Linked DNA regions of Homo sapiens: region 1 is linked to region 2. A link is an interaction called in ENCODE POLR2A ChIA-PET data of the cell type or tissue named here. Cell type or tissue: OCI-LY7. All regions are shown on one strand. Region 1 has its middle 3.4 kb from the start of GBA1. Region 2 overlaps ASH1L (ASH1 like histone lysine methyltransferase).

Region 1 (2,500 bases), 120 kb before region 2:
TTCCACTTCCCCTCTGCATAGTGAGCCTCTTCTTTTTTGGCCAGGTACTGAGCAATTTTTTGTTTGTTTGTTTGAGACAGGGTCTCCGTATGTTGCCCTGGATGGAGTGTAGTAGCTTGATTTCGGCTCAGTGCAACCTCTGCCTCCAGAATAAGCAATCCTCCCACCTCAGCCTCCAGAATAGCTGGGACTATAGGCGCACACCACCACACCTGGCTAATTTCTGTATTTTTTGTAGAGACGGGGTCTTACTGTGTTGCGCAGGTTGGTCTCAAACTCCTAAACTCAAAGGATCCTCCCGCCTTGGCTTTGCAAAGTGCTGGGATTACAGGGTGAGGCACTGCGCCCAGTCCGCTTGTTTTTTGTTTTGTTTTTTTTTTTGAGACGGAGTATCTCTGTCACCCAGGCTGGAGTGCAGTGGCACGATCTCGGTTCACTGCAACCTCCGCCTCCTAGGTTCAAGCGGAGGGTAGGGACCAGTCCATCCTGGCACCCATCTGCAGCTCCAGTGCGAATCCCAACCCCGACGCTCGTCGCCGGGCTCCGTGAATGTTTGTCACATGTCTGAAGAACGTATGAATTACATAACCTTCTTCCCACTCCACCCCTCAAAAAGCAAGTGGATATAAAGACTTGAAGATTTTATAATCTCTTCTTCATTAGTAAAATCTGACCATCCTTACCGTTAAAAATAATAATGATGGTTGGCCGGGCGCGGTGGCTCACGCCTATAATCACAGCTGTTTGGCAGGCCGAGGCGGGCGGATCACGAGGTCAGGAATTGGAGACCAGCCTGACCAACATGGTGAAACCCCGTCTCTACTAAAAGATACAAAAAATTAGCCGTGCGTGGTGGCGGGTGCCTGTAATCCCACGTACTTGGGAGGCTGAGGTCGGAGAATCGCCTGAACCCGGGAGGCGGAGGTTGCAGTGAGCCAAGAAGGCGCCATTACACTCCAGCCTGGGCGACAGGGCGAGACTCCCTCAAAAAATAATAATAATAACAATAATAATAATAATGGTGAAAAAGGTTAAGTGCGAACGCAGGGAGGGGACAGCTAAGATCCAAAGGTCGAAATATTCATTACGCCTACCGTCGGCGAAGAGAAACAGCAGCCCCAACCGGAGGCAAAACGAAATCCCACCGCAGCCTGCAAAGGCGCCTGGGCGGGACTGGAGACTGGGGCCCCGCGCAGTAAGACTCTGAAGGCAGGATGCAGCCCGACCACCCGCAGCCGCGAGAAAAGCAGCCCTGGGGAGTCGGGGCGGGACCTGGATTGGAAAAGAGACGGTCACTCATGCAGAGGCGGGACTCAGAGCCCTTCCTCAAGTCTCATTGGTCAAGTTGAACGAACAAGTGTCGCTGGCGAGCCGGAGAGAGAGAGAGAGCGAGAGCGAGAGAGCGAGCGAGAGAGAGCGAGAGAGCGAGAGAGCGAGCGAGAGAGAGAGAGAGAGAGAGAGGAGCCGGCGCGAGAACTACGCATGCGTGTCGGCGTTTTCCCGCCAGCACACTGTTGGTGGATGGGGGCGATTGAATTCCCACAGTGAGTCCAGCCCACCGAAGCTCAGAGGATTCCTAACCTTCCTCTTTAGAGAGCCTCAGGTTAGGGAACGTCCAGTGCGCAGAAGCTGCCCCGTGGGAATCCCATTGTCCATCGCCTCCTAATGTTTCGTCCTGGCCGTGCCCTATCCCTTCCTGAGGCTGGGTTGTTATGATGCTGAATTATTCAAGAAGTCTTGCAGCCTGACGCCATCTCTGGGCAGTGCTCCTCCCACCTCCCTGTCTTCCTTGGAGGGCACCACGTTGCCCCTACAAGCACAGGGTCCTGAAGCTGTTTACAGGGCCCCACCCTGCCACTTTAGTATCTTAACGAATGTTTGTTGAGGACCTACTGAGTGTTAGACCCACTGCAATGAGCAAGTTTCTGATCTTGGGACCTTAACATTCTATGGGACGACACAGATATATAAACAAAAATAATAATTTTAGATAGTGATACATGCTGAAACCATGGGTATGTGGCCAGGCGCGGTGAGTCACACCTGTAATCCCAGCACTTTGGGAGACCGAGGCAGGCGGATTACTTGAGGTCAGGAGTTTGAGACCCGCCTGGCCAACATGGTGAAACCCTATCTCTTCTAAAAATACAAAATTTAGCTGGGCGGGCATGGGGACGGGCGCCTGTAATCCCAGCTACTCGGGAGGCTGAGGCAGGAGAATTGCTTGAACCCAGGAGGTGGAAGGTTGCAGTGAGCCCAAATCACACCACTGCACTCCAGCCTGGGTAACAAAGCAAGACCCTGTCTCAAAAAAAGACAAAATGAAACAAACAAACAAAAAAAAACATGGCTATGTGATAGAATGACTGCGATGGGGATTGGGTGCTCACTGAAATGGTGAGAATGGAGCTAAAACCTGATATTAGGTGATAGCACCAGATATAGGGGCCAAGGGTTTCATGCTTGGAAAACAGCAGGTGCAAACGTCCTTGTGCTGTGA
Region 2 (2,500 bases):
ATATACTTTTTTTTTTTTTGAGACAGAGTCAGTCTTGCTTTGTCGCCCAGGCTGGAGCACAGTGGTGCAATCTCGGCTCAACGTAACGCAACCTCCGCCTCCAAGGTTGAAGCAATTCTCCTGCCTTAGCCTCCAATAAACTGGGATTACAGGTGCGCGCCACCACATCCAGCTAATCTTTGTATTTTTGATAGACAGGGTTTTGTCATGTTGGCCAGGCTGGTCTTGAAATTCTGAGCTCAAGTGATCTGCCCACATCAGCCTCACAAAGTGCTGGGATTAAAGGTGTGAACCACTGTGTCCAGCCTCCCACATACTTCTTAATGGCTCCAAGTCAATCATGTTTACAGAAAGCTCATGTTATTACAGCATTGTAAGGGATAAAGTTCAATCTCCCTCTAGGATTTATTATTCTTACCTGTTTTTCCACATTGAAGGAATGAAAGTTATAATCATAAGTGAGTTCAGTCCCAGCTGGCATGTCTTTAAGAGCATAGAGTCCAATCCGGTATACTCCATTAACAGACCTGTAAAGAGAGAAAACAGAGTTATAAAGGCTGGAAATTTTTTTTTTTTTTTGAGACGGAGTCTCCCTCTGTTGCCTAGGCTGGAGTGCAGTGGTGCGATCTTGGCTCACCGCAACCTCCGCTTCCCGGATTCAAGCGATTCTCCTGCCTCAGCCTCCTGAGTAGCTGGGACTACAGGTGTAAGCCACCACGCCTGGCTAATTTTTGTATTTTTAGTAGAGATGGGGTTTCACCATGTTGGCCAGGCTGGTCTTGAACTCCTGACCTCAGGTGATCTGCCCGCCTCGGCCTCCCAAGTGCTAGAATTATAGGTATGAGCCACCACGCCTGGCCTCCACTTTTAATCTCTTTTCTATCCTTGGCAGCCTGTATAATACTGCCAGAGTAAGAATCCTAAATAATTTTTCTTGAAAACATGTTCTATGTTGTCAATTAGGCTTCAACTTTTCCTGCTTGGTATTCAAAGTCCTAAAATATGGCTTGCCTGTATTCCCCGCACTTTGGGAGGTTGAGGTGGGAGGATCACCTGAGGCCAAGAGTTCAAGACCAGACCAGGCGCCGTAGCTCACGCCTGTAATCCCAGCACTTTGGGAGTCCGAGGCAGGTGGATCACCTGAGGTCGGGAGTTTGAGACCAGCGTGGCCAACAGGGCAAAACCGTCTCTACTAAAAATATAAAAATTAGCCAGGCGAGGCCACATGCAGTGGCTCACACCTGTAATCCCAGCATTTTGGGAGGCCGAGGAGGGCAGATCATGAGGTCAGGAGTTCAAGACCAGCCAGGCCAACATAGTGAAACCCCGTCTCTACTAAAAATACAAAAATTAAGGCCGGGTATGGTGGCTCACACCTGTAATATCAGCACTTTGGGAGGCTGAGGCAGGCAGATCACGAAGTCAGGAGTTCGAGACCAGCCTGACCAATATGGTGAAACCCCATCTCTACTAAAAACACAAAAATTAGCCGGGCATGGTGGTGTGCACCTGTAATCCCAGCTACTTAGGAGGTTGAGGCAGGAGAATAGCTTGAACCTGGGAGGCGGAGGTTGCAGTGAGTCAAGATTGCACCACTGCACTCCAGCCTGGGTGACAGAGTGAGACTCCATCTCACAAAAAAAAAAAAAAAAAAAAAAAAAAAAAAATTAGCCAGGCATGGTGGCATGTGCCTATACTCCCAGCTACTCGGGAGGCTGAGGCAGGAGAATCGCTTGAACCCGGGAGGCGGAGGTTGCGGTGAGCCAAGATCCTGCCACTGCACTCTAGCCTAGCCTGGGCAACAGGACGAGACTCCATCTCAAAAAACAAACAAACAAAAACTAGACAGGTGTGGTGGCGCATGTCTGCAATCCCAGCTACTTGGGAGGCTGAGGCAGGAGAATGACTTGAACCCCTGAGGCAGAGGTTGCAGTGAGCTGAGATCATGCCACTGCATTCCAGCCTAGGCAACAGAGCGAGACTCCGTCTCAAAAAAAAAAAAAAAAAAAAGGCTTAGTTCACTTATTAAATGAGTTAAAATTACTTTTTATGGCTTACCTATACAAATCTTCCAGTTCTACCAATCTCTATCACATGAGTGCCTCTCTTGTTCTATTATATGTAAGGTAATGATCATTTAGGATTTTAGGTGTTTTTTTGTTTATTGTTTTTGAGACATAGTCTTGCTCTGTCCCCAGGCTGGAGTGCAGTGGCAGAATCTCGGCTCACTGCAACCTCCAACTCCCGGGTTCAAGAGATTCTCCTACCTCAGCTTCCTGAGTAGCTGGAATATAGGCACGTGCCACCACGCCCAGCTACTTTTTCATATTTTTAGTAGAGACAGGGTTTCATCATGTTGGCCAGTACGGTCTCAATCTCCTGAGCTCGTGATCCGCCCGCCTTGGCCTCCCAAAGTGCTGAGATTACAGGCATGAGCCACCGTGCTTGACTTTGTTTTAGGTGTTCAGGAGTTTGTGACTCGCCTGGGCAACATAGTGAG

Evidence for each region. Peaks named below come from ENCODE experiments on the same cell type or tissue, not always from the same donor. Only the 100,000 strongest peaks of a DNase experiment are listed, where the experiment ranks them.
Region 1: POLR2A ChIA-PET joins it to region 2 with 34 read pairs; 3 of 35 experiments call an interaction of 5 or more read pairs at or near these places.

The regions. Positions count from the first base shown.
Region 1 is chr1:155,243,412-155,245,911 of GRCh38, forward strand. It overlaps a transcript of GBA1 not described here. Among named protein-coding and RNA genes, the nearest start is that of GBA1, 3.4 kb to the left of the region's middle. RefSeq lists an enhancer at 383-1,346. In OCI-LY7, CTCF peaks have their summits at 1,108 and 1,307; a DNase peak (open chromatin) is centred at 1,320; H3K4me3 peaks cover 1,784 bases; H3K27ac peaks cover 2,078 bases.
Region 2 is chr1:155,359,883-155,362,382 of GRCh38, forward strand. It overlaps ASH1L (ASH1 like histone lysine methyltransferase), which reads right to left. Exons shown (of 28, transcript NM_018489.3): 13 at 419-527. Among named protein-coding and RNA genes, the nearest start is that of MIR555, 15 kb to the left of the region's middle. In OCI-LY7, no CTCF peak of the experiment used is centred here; no DNase peak of the experiment used is centred here.